Regions from separate parts of the Homo sapiens genome. Here region 2 is linked to region 1. Evidence: chromatin contacts called from ENCODE Hi-C or POLR2A ChIA-PET data. All regions are on one chromosome and are shown on one strand. The core of a region is the stretch at or near the end of the contact, and the rest is flanking DNA. Distances in the headings are between cores, read along the strand shown.

Evidence for each region. Hi-C counts contacts between places; a loop is a spot of excess contacts on that map. ChIA-PET counts read pairs that join two places held with the same protein, here RNA polymerase II (POLR2A). Pooled maps may share reads with other maps.
Region 2: a pooled map shows a loop between it and region 1 (9-fold over the local background). The contact joins the promoter of IFI30 here to the enhancer-like site in region 1. A Hi-C loop is called at or near these places in 1 of 37 single-sample maps with no recorded cell type and 3 of 50 pooled maps. POLR2A ChIA-PET finds 5 or more read pairs at or near these places in 2 of 52 experiments (activated B cell and activated CD8-positive, alpha-beta memory T cell).

The regions. Positions count from the first base shown.
Region 1 is chr19:16,582,201-16,587,750 of GRCh38, forward strand. All of the region lies in intron 1 of MED26 (mediator complex subunit 26), which reads right to left. Among named protein-coding and RNA genes, the nearest start is that of SLC35E1, 13 kb to the left of the region's middle. RefSeq lists enhancers at 1-361, 362-933, 1,730-1,919, 2,619-3,155, 3,410-4,059 and 2 more. Within about 2 kb of position 2,236, at least 32 of the 41 ENCODE cell types and tissues checked have a DNase peak (open chromatin) inside an H3K27ac peak, as active enhancers do.
Region 2 is chr19:18,171,476-18,177,025 of GRCh38, forward strand. It overlaps IFI30 (IFI30 lysosomal thiol reductase), which reads left to right and starts at 2,338. Exons shown (of 7, transcript NM_006332.5): 1 at 2,338-2,498; 2 at 3,565-3,747; 3 at 3,836-3,910; 4 at 4,130-4,222. The coding sequence starts at 2,367. RefSeq lists a silencer at 2,083-2,392 and enhancers at 2,703-2,772, 2,900-3,565.

The DNA.
Region 1 (5,550 bases), core at 986-3,485:
CTAAGGATGGGGGCAAGGTGAGACTGCCCTGCCCTGCGACCTCTGGGGCATTGATGTCAAGCAGTCTGAACACTGTGTGGGGAGCACCACCTGGGCATCCAGACACAGGCCTCCCAGGCCCAGGAGGCAGACACTGAGCAATGCAGCGAGGAATCCCTGCAAAGGGCCTGGCCCCGACCCCAGGCACACTGAGCCAGAAGGCTCCACAGAGCCTCTTTATAGATGGCCACAGTCTGTCCCAAAGAACACTTAGCACCCAATTGGTGCTGGTCCCATAGGAGCAAAATAGGAGCTGGCTTCTGACCCTGGCCCTGGGGACCCTGCCTTAACAACCAACTGACCCCCCACCCAGGAGTGGCAGGTCTCCCACTCTCATGGAGGTGGCCCTCTGTGAGTGACAGAGACACCAGGACTCGTATGTGGCTGAGGGGAGGCTCCCGCTCTGACTCCAGGCCTGCTAAGTCCAGCATGAACCCTCAGGGCAGGGAGGCAGGCCACAGGGGGAGGGCAGCACCTAAGGTGGCCTCCCAGGGAGGTCAAAAAAGGATGTGGCAGAACGAGCTGTGTCCACCTGGGCTGGAGACCGACTTCCATGCTGGAAAGCAGAAAAGAGCTGGAGAAGGATGGGCAGGGAGCTGGCCAGACAGCACCAAAGCCCTGCGGCAGGGGAGAGGCCATGGGTAAGGACACCGGGAGGAAAAACAGACCCAAAAGACCCAAGGTGGCTCCTTCACAACCTGTCTTCTATCCCCCTTAGCGACTGCCCCCACAGACCACCTGCCCTTGCCCTGTTTCTGGGATGCCCTTGGCACCTGTCCATCTATCTGGGGAAGTACACTAGATCCTAATCTCAGCACAGACACAGTTTGACTCCACATGGGGAGCCGCTCCAGGCGATGGCCTCAAAAGATGGCTTTAAGGCAGCTCTTCAGGCTTGCCAGGGCCATGTCTGTGGCCCGATGGCCAATTGCAGCCTCTTGCTGTCAGGAATAGCCTGGCACATCTGAGGCCCCCTCCTCCTTTGGATTCTCCCTTGGGATTTGTTCCCAGTCCAAAAAAACCTCTCAAAACACCTGCCAAGTTGCTTTCCCAAAGGGGCAGGAATCCCGTCAGGAACTGTAGCCTCTCACTTCTCCACTAGGGACCCCTCAATAGATGCAGATGGGTCTGAACTTCCTTAACCATCAACGAAGACAGGCGTTGCCTCCCCTTTCTACCAACACTGACCGCCCCTGCCCACTTAATTTGCTTCAGTTTGGCCTCTTCATTGCTGCGGGAAGTGCCTGTGAAGGGCAAGGGTGTTGGGTGGGGGTGGGGGGTGTCGACAGCAGAACCTCCATGCAGCTACTAGGAGAAGCAGGGGTAAATGCAGCAAGGAGCACTCTGGAAGCAGGTGGGACCTCCCTGGGGTGCCTGCTCCAAAGGCAGGCAGGGCAGGAAGTTAGCAGGTGGGACCAGGTGTGGCACAGGTATACATGCAGGTCCAGCCCAGCCGCCTGGTACATGAATGTTGATGGAACTGACTCCACTGTCACACCGAACACTTTCAGGTCTTAGAATGGAAATCCATGAGGCATGATCAGGTACACATGGGCCAATAGGAATGTGAACATTAATCTCGTCCTTCTGGAATCTCAGAAAAACCAAGCAGGGAGGCCTGGTCTCAGGTCATAGGCATCACAGCTAGCATAGATACTGAGGAAGAACAGTTTGCATCCAGGCAGAGGGTGAACTGGGGCCACCAGCACAACCCTCAGCACACAGGTGCCCCACACTTCAGGGATGCCCCAGGAACACACGCATGGGGGCATGGAGGGGACAACTTCTCGCCCAAGACCACAAGAGGTCTGGCTGTCCCAGGGCTCTTTTGTGGTCATCCTTCCACATGAGAACTTAAAAAGGCTTCCACGGGCGCGGTGGTGTGCACCTGTAATCCCAGCTACTCGGGAGGCTGAGGCAGGAGAATCGCTCAAACCTGGGAGGCGGAGGTTGCAATGAGCTGAGATCACGCCACTGCACTCCAGCCTCGGTGACAGAGCAAGACTCCGTCTCAAAAAAAAGAAAAAGAAAAAAAAAACCGAAACCCAAACACTGCCCCCCCCCGCCCCGCCAAAAAAAAACAAAAAACAAAACAAAAAAAAGAAAGGCTTCCGGAAAGGCTGGCACCTTTGTCCCCAGAGAGCCCCATAGCCTGTGCTAAGCCACAATTCCAGCCAGCCTAACTGGTGACATGTGCTGTTCAGCTCACAGGAAATGTGAGGAAGGAGGCGGGGCTGGACACGCACAGAGACAGCCTGAGGGAGGGGCCAGCACCCCTCAGAAGCAGCCTGGGTCAGGCGCCTGGAGCTGCGTGAGACACCTCATTCTCCCACACCCTGGGAGCAGTGGGGAACCCTGTATGCGACTTCACAGCACACCACGCTCCGTGTGAGCTATTAAAGACCCACCACGCATCCTCGTCTTTCAGTGACACTTTCCTGAAGAAATAATACAATCTGGAATTTGCTACAGAATCATCCCCTAGGGTGAGTGACAGGAGGGGGATGGGTGAAACAAAGTCACATGGCTGTAAGCAGCTATCTACTGAAGCAGGATGGTTACCTTTCTCTACTTTTATGCTTGAAATTTCTCACAAATAAAGATGAGAAAATACATCTATTTCCTAGCATTTGTTTGGGAGAGTTCACTGATCTAGAAGGACTGGCAGCCATCTAAAGGGGAAGTGAGCAAATAGCTGTTTCCAACTCCTCATAGTGGCTTCACTGTCCACCATCTGGCCCCTGAGTGGGGCAGCAAGGGCCGAGGGCTGGGTAGGATGCCACCTCCCTCCACGTGAGCCTGTCTCAAGTCTCAGGCCTCCTAACTGATTTGAACTGCACAACACCATCTATCTGGTGAGACCCCAGGAGCCCCTCACCAAGCTCCCCTACTCTGGTACTGGGCTGCTGCTTAACAGACCTGGTGCAGAAACAGCAGGCACCCCTGGGGCTGGAGAGGGGAGCTCTGAGTACCCATGCCAGCTGTCCATCCCGGTCCGACTCTCAGGTGTCCTCACGCCTCTCTTCTAAAGGAAACCACAGAGAGCCCGAACCAGGGGCACACGCTAGGTCGACAGTTCCTTCCTGCAGGGAGAGGCCTGACCTGTACCAGGAAGGAGCCCAGGACAGCCACCACCACAGAGAGGACAGGCCCTCAAGTGGCCCAGACCAGGAGGGAGGACTTGGCAAGAAGGGGTGGGGGCTAGGTCACTCTCTTCCAGAAGGGGAGAAACATAACAATGAGCCAGCAGTAACCCAGGGAAGGGACAGCCGTCACTCCAGGACCTGCCCAGCCCCAGTCAGCACCACCTCCCTCCCATCTGCGATCCACATCCTATGGCTCTGGGCACAGCTGAGCCACAGGACACAGCCACTCAGAACTTTCTTTCCAGGTTTCCCTCAAAGGCCAGCCAGCAGCACTCCTCTGTGGCCCTGTGAAACCCAGTGACACCTCTGACCCCTCCGGAGTCCGGAAGACTAGACTCTTCTGAAAACCCACCTACGACAGGGTGCGTGGAATCACCTTTCAAACCAAACTCCTGTCGGCAAATATTTTAATTGGGCCACGGCATGTGTCCGAGTTTTTCTTCTGTGAAGAGGATCACTGGGTCTGAGTGCAAAGCTGGGGCCTGTTCAGTGGAGTGGACCCGCTACTGGCCAACCTCTTCCTCGCTTTATTACAGGGGTGTGTAAGTAAAACCCTCAGGCCCTGAGTAATTACTGCTGGGGATTTCCAGCCCTGGTCTGAAACAAGGAACTGAGACTGAGTTTTGAGTCCCAGCAGCCCCTTGGCTTGCCTCTCCATTTTCTCCACATCTGAACTGTTCCCACCCCGCCTGAGATCCCCAGCCTCTTGGGAATGCAGCTGTGGTAGCAAAGGGGAAACCCTGTGCTGCCCAAGGTCTGACCAACCAATAGTCCCAAGGGTGCTGAGCCTGGGCAGGCCCAACCGGGCACAACTCGCACAGGACCATCACTGGTGGGTTGCCCTTGTGCCAAGTTCTTTCACGTCATCCTCACAAGCGCACTCTACAGATAAGGTAACTGAGGGCCAGGAAGGTAATGGAGGTCCCGGGTAGACCACACAGCTAGAAGATGGTGAGGCCTGGCCTTCCACTAGCCTGACATGGCTACCAAACACACAGGGCCCATCTGGTGCTTTGAGTAGGTGGGGTGAAGGGTACCAGGTGCCACCAGCCTGTGGTGATGTCGGCACTCTGTAAAGACTCTCCTGACGTGCTCCTGCAGTGAAATGCACAGGTTACAAACAGTTCCTTGAACCCACACAGGGCCACCTCCACGGTCTCCGTGTTGTCTATGCCTTGTCCCCAGGATGCCTGAGAGGCAGGACCAGGGTGACCCAGGCATGCACGGGCCACCACAGCAGGGCTTCAGATGGCACTGGAGCCCACTCCCCACCGGGCTGGCCCTGGGAACAGTGCACATGGAGCACAGACTGCAGTTCTGCACTCCCCCACCTCGGTGTCCGGCCAGCCTTCCTGACCACCCTGGACGGTGGGCGGCACTGCCCTGGCAGCCTGTGGGCCCGCACCTGTGCCCCACAGCCCACATAACCTGCTCCTTGGGCTCAAAACAGCCCCTGCTGAGGCCTCAGTGGCAAAGCACCTGTAAAAACCGGTTCACTTTAAAAACAACAATGGGGATGTTGTCGGGTTTTTTTTTTTTTTTTAATGCAGAATGGTCTAGACAGTAATTTACAAAAACTACTTAGCTCAAAAGACTGTGGAAGTGTTCATCAGCAAGCAAGCTGTCCTTCCAAACCCAAACATGCCACAGATGGCACCCAGAAACAGACAGTCTGCCTTCAATGTGCTAAGCATTCTAATGCCGTCCGCGGCTGAGTCACCTCGCCCACCCCCCAACCCCCAACACACAGTCGTGTCTGCTGAGGACACACGGGTGAATCAAACAGGGCTTTGCTGGGAGAGTGTGTGTCTGTGATTTGGTTCCCGCCACACCAAGTCTTCCTGCTTCTGACAAACTCCGCACGTGTTCCCAGGCAGCTGGGAGCCAAACTGCCTCTGGTGCAAGTCAGTACAAGAGGCGGCACCTGCATCCCCACCCCACCTCCACCCCAAGACCCCAGCTCTGCCCTCCCTCTCAGCTCTGGAAAGCGCAGCCCTGAGGGGTGCTGCTGTGCTTACCCTCAGGCGGGCCCCACCCTGCACTCTCCGCTCAGCCTCATGGGGCTGGTGCAGGTCCACCAGGCTCTGCCCAGTGAAGGCACCTTCCTCTGAGGGGACCTCATGGGAGCCTCAAACCCCAGGGGCAAAGCCTCAAGTTCACAGCTTCTCAGAGGAAGAATGACACTGGGAGGAACAATGACGGGAAGGTGCATGTCTCGGCCACAGCCACCAAGCTCACCACTTGAAAAGCACTTCCTGCTGGGGCCCTCCTGCTACTCCCAGGAGCAGCCGGCCACCTGAGTGGTCTGTCATGTCCATGTGGCCCTCCCTGTCCTGCAGCCACAGCTCCTGTAATGCTTGGGCAA
Region 2 (5,550 bases), core at 1,088-3,587, 1.6 Mb after region 1:
GCTACTTGGGAGGCTGAGATAGGAAGATCAGATGAACCTGGGAGGTCAACGCTGCACCAAGCCAAGATCGTGCCACTGTTCTCCAGCCTGGGTGACAGAGTGAGACTCTGTCTCAAGAAAAAAAAAAAAAAAAAGGGTCTTGCCCTTTTCCAGGTGGGTCTCAAACTCCTGGCCTCTAGTGATCCTCCCACCTCAGCCTCCCTGAGTCGCGTAAGCCACCACGCGTGGCCTCATGGCGTCTTTGACTTGGACTCCTGTTTACCACCCTCCCCATCACACCCAGAATCCACACCCCCACTGCGACGTCATTGTCCCTTCAGCCCTCCCCAACCCTGGGGCCTCACTGTCCTTGTCTGTTTTGTACAGCCACCTCTCAAGGCCCAACAAGGCTGAACCTGGGGCAAGTGCAGAAAGAAACCTCCACTCTGACCCAGTCTACTGCTGGGACCTTGGGACAGGACCTGCCTCCCTTAGCCTCAGAGCCCCCTAGCCTTGCCAGGCACTGTCCCTGCCATGTGTCCTGTCTGGAGATAACCCATAAATAACTCCAGCCCAGATTGTGCCTCTCACTGCATAGGTGCTCACAGGAGAAAGGTTGCCATCTTTATGATCCCAGCTATGCTGAGCTGGGGGTGGAAGAGAATATCCCGTGTGGTCTCTAAAAACACTCAACCACTGGCTGTGTGTCCTTGGCAAAATAGCCTTCCCTCTCTGATCAGCCATTTATTTGTTACCAGCTGGAGTCAGTAGCACCTACCCCCAGCCCCAACTGGATGCTTCTGAGGGTTCAATGATAAAATGGGTTGTAGGCCCACTCTATGCCTGGCACCAAGCCAGAGAGCAATACATTGTAGGGTTACATTTATGATTTCTTCCAATAGGGCTGGTGCCTGGTAACTACTGGAAAAATTGTAGCAATTATATTTATGGTTATTTCTTCAATCCCACCCGGCATAGGGTAAGCACCAAAGTTGGGGTGGTGAGTCTTGGGGAGCCTTTGCCAACGGTTTGGTCGTCTGAGGGATGGGCTCGGGGACCATCCAGCCACTGGGACTTCAGAGAAGCTCCGGCTCCCAAACCAGCTACTGTGTGTGTGGCCAGGGTCTTCCCCACAACTAGAGGGGGGCACAGCTGGGGACTCAGGTATATCTTCCAGCTGGGTGTGGGACATTTTCTTCCCTAGGATCCGATGTGTCTTGCCCTGAATGTAAGGCCTGGCAGGGTTGGAATGTCTCAGTTATTCCCCCAACACTCCAGCCTCCATCTGGGCCTTTTTTCCAGGCTATTCTCTCTGCCTTCACTGTTGGGGCCACTGTCCTGTGTAGGCACCAAGGCCTGACCATGCCATCCAGAAGCCCCAGCCTGGGACAACTCTCCCCCACCTGCCTCTGAGCCCTCCATGGTGACTCTTGTTCCCCAAACCTTATCCTTCTCCCCATTACACAGAAGGGAAAGCTGAGGCTCTGTCACTCAAATCCAAAGCCAGGTGGACTCCAAGCCACCCCACCCCTATCCCAGACAGCACAGGCTGCCTCTCTCCCCCATGGGCGTCCCTTGAAGGCCAGGTTGCCCCCCACCCCCCACAAGCCTTGAACGATGAAAAGAAGGAAGGCCAGTTCTCTTCACCCCAAGCCAGAAGTGGGGCTGGGTGGGTACCCTAGAGAAATGACACGCCACTCCCTGCGCCAGCTTCTGCTTTCCGGCGTGGCTGTGGTCAAGCCTGAGTCAGTCCCACGGGACCACGGTGAGGGGTCTGGAGCGTCGGGGTCAGGAGTTTGAGGGGGGAAGGGTTGAGGGGCAGGATGTGGGGGTTGGGTGTGAGGGAGGTCACGGGCGAGACTGGAGGGAGGAGACCTGGCCACACAGGCCTTGCCCACTCTCGGGGGCCTGAATATTTCAGTTACTCCCCCAAAACCCCGGCCTCCATCCCATCCCCAGCCTCCATCCGACGTCACCCCTGTTAGGTCACAGGCCCACTCTGAGAGTGGGTCTCGGGCCTCAAGTCCCCTAGCCGCCCCTAGAAGGTCTAGGGGTGCGTGGAGACACCACCATTCCTCTCAGCCTGTGTCTGTCTCAAAGGCCCCACCTCACCTCCCCTAAAGGTAGTCTTGCGCCAGGGCTCACGTGCCTGGGCAGGGCTGATTGCCAAGGGGCCCAATGGCCTCGTGACTGGGGACCCAGCACCTGGCAGGGGTGGGGGTGGGACACTCAGAGGAAGGAGTGGAGGAGGGAGAGACGCTGGCCCGGGACCCGAGGGGCGTGGGCATCGGGAGGCGGGCCCGGGTTAGGGGCGGGACCGCCGCCTGGTTAAAGGCGCTTATTTCCCAGGCAGCCGCTGCAGTCGCCACACCTTTGCCCCTGCTGCGATGACCCTGTCGCCACTTCTGCTGTTCCTGCCACCGCTGCTGCTGCTGCTGGACGTCCCCACGGCGGCGGTGCAGGCGTCCCCTCTGCAAGCGTTAGACTTCTTTGGGAATGGGCCACCAGTTAACTACAAGGTAGGGACGGCGACAGGGCGGGCAGGCTGGAGGGAACAGGCGCCCTGTCGGGGCACGCGGCTCCTTCTTTCTCCCCAGACTTCACAGGGGAAGACCAGGGCCCCGAGGGGACGCTGTCCCTGCCGGGTTCCTGGAAAAACCCTGTTCAGTTCCCGGCGCTGCGGCCACACTCCCTCCGTGCCGTTTCGCTTTCGCATCCCGCATCTGAGAGGCGCAGCTGCCTCCACCCGCCTAGTCCCGCCCAAGGGTTCAATGAGCGCCTACTGTGTACTTTTGGGGCAGGAGCTGGGGTCTCCTTTTGTGGCCCAGGGCACAAGTTCAGCAGCTGGCCAAGGGCCGCCGGCATGCATTCTTGCTGCTACCCTTGATGCATTCATTCCAGCCAGGGCAGGGCTCGCGTGTCTTTGGGACCTATTAGGCAGATGCCCTAGAGGCTGAGCGACTTGCTCACCGCTCCAGCGACATGGGCCACCCGCCACCCCTCAGCTGAAGCCGGAAGTCAGCACCTATTAGGTGCCGCCTCTATTCAGTCGGACTTGGAAAGGGTTCACGTGGATCCCTTGCTCAGCTCAGAGGCAAGGTCTCCAGGTGAAGTGACAAGAAATGAGCATGGGCCAAGGCCGGAGGCGGTGGCTCATGCCTGTAATCCCAACACTTTGGAAGTCTGAGGCAGGCAGATCACGAGGTCAGGAGTTCGAGACCATTCTGGCCTACATGGAGAAACCCTGTCTCTACTAAAAATACAAAAATTAGCTGGGTGTGGTGGCATGTGCCTATAATCCCAGCTACTCAGGAGGCTGAGGCAGGACAATTGCTTGAACCAGGGAGTCGGGTGTTGCAGTGAGCCGAGATCGTGCCGCAGCACACCAGCCTAGCGACAGTGAGACTCCATCTCAAAAAAAAAAAAAAAAGTCTCAAAGTCAAGATTCCACCTGGCAAGTTCTGGAAGGCGTGCAAGATGAATTGCGTATCACAGCCCCCTTTCTACAAGACTACCAAGTGGGGTTGAGAGAAGTGGGGAACTGCCCAGGGCTACACCTGCCTCCCACGCCTTCCTAATCCACAGACAGGCAATCTATACCTGCGGGGGCCCCTGAAGAAGTCCAATGCACCGCTTGTCAATGTGACCCTCTACTATGAAGCACTGTGCGGTGGCTGCCGAGCCTTCCTGATCCGGGAGCTCTTCCCAACATGGCTGTTGGTCATGGAGATCCTCAATGTCACGCTGGTGCCCTACGGAAACGCACAGGTGTGTGGGCGCTGGGGAAACTGAGGCACGTGGGCAGGGGAGCAGGGGACCCAGCCTACCAGCAGGCTCTCACCCTGCTGCCTTGCAGGAACAAAATGTCAGTGGCAGGTGGGAGTTCAAGTGCCAGCATGGAGAAGAGGAGTGCAAATTCAACAAGGTGGAGGTGAGCGGCCCCAGGGCCCCACACTGGGGTGGGGGAAAACTGTCCCACGTACAGGAGGCAAATACGAGGATGCCAGCTCTGTCTTCTGCCTCGTGTGCTCCCATTTAATCACATCTTTATTCCCTATCTCCTGGGTGGGTACTGGTGATTATTACGAGAGGGTGTCAGGGTACCCTAGGCCCTCTTCATGCCCTCTCCTGCCCCCTCTCCAAACCCCAGGCCTGCGTGTTGGATGAACTTGACATGGAGCTAGCCTTCCTGACCATTGTCTGCATGGAAGAGTTTGAGGACATGGAGAGAAGTCTGCCACTAGTGAGTGACGCCCCTCACTCCACCCAAGGAGGGGGACATGGGTGGTAACCTTCCCTGCATCCAGGCAGACCCAAATTCAAGTCCTAGCCCTGACCACTGCTGTCTGTGCAGCCCAGGAAAACAACTACCCTTCTTTATTTTATTTATTTTTTTATTTTTTCTTGAGACAGAGTCTCGCTCTGTCGCCCAGGCTGGAATGCAGTGGCGCAATCCCAGCTCACTGCAACCTCCACCTCCAGGGTTCAAGTGATTCTCCAGCCTCAGCCTCCTGAGTAGCTGGGATTACAGTTGTGTGCCACCATGCCCAGCTAATTTTTGTGTTTTTAGTAGAGACAGGGTTTCACCATGTTGGTCAGGCTTGTCTTGAACTCCTGACCTTGTGATCCGCCTGCCTTGGCCTCCCAAAGTGCTGGGATTACAGGCGTGAGCCACCGCACCCAGCCCTTTTTTTTTTTTTTTTTTTTTTTTTTTTTTTGAGACAGGGTTTTGCTCTGTCGCCCAGGCTGGAGTGCAGTGGTGCAATCTTGGCTGACTGCAACCACTGTCTCCTCAGTTTAAGTGATCCTCCTGCCTCAGCTTCCCCAGTAGCTGGGACTACAGGTGTGCACCACCATGCCCGGCTAATTTTTGTATTTTTAGTAGAGACAGTGTTCACCATGTTGGCCAGGCTGGTCTCAAACTCCTGACCTCAAGTTATCCGCCTGTCCCAGCCTCCCAAAGGATTACAGGTGTAAGCCACCACGCCCGGCCCCAGCCTCCCCTCTTGAAGCCTCCATCTCTGAATCAGGGGAATGAATGCAGGTCTCTTAGGAGCATGAGTGATCACAGAGGACTTACTGGAGGAGGCATTTCTGAGCTGGGCATGGAAGGATGAGCAGGAATGTGCAGAGACACAGATGATGGGATGTGGAGATGATAGGACAGACCCCACCTACTTCCCCGGGGGATTGTGAAGAATGACTCCCAGAGAAGTGACTCATTGGCTCCAATCATTTATTCATTCATCAAACATCCGGGTCACCCAAGAGGCCTCACCTAGTGACACCCTAGTCCTGCAGGGTTAGATCAGGGCTGAGAGAGTGGCAAGGAGAGGGCACTGAGGAGACACTGTGGAAGGAGGATGAAGGGTGTTCCTGGCAGAGGGATCAGCCTGTGTGGAGGTCCTGAGTAAAGTGAGATACTATGGGGGTCAGAGGCAGTGGGTCTGGTCTTAGGGATGAAACCAAGGGAGCTAGGAGGCAGGAGCAGCCCAAGCCCTGCCTTAGGGGCCTCCACTCAAGCATGTATTGAGCACCTGCTGTTTGTGGGCTTTGTCGCATCACTGTGAA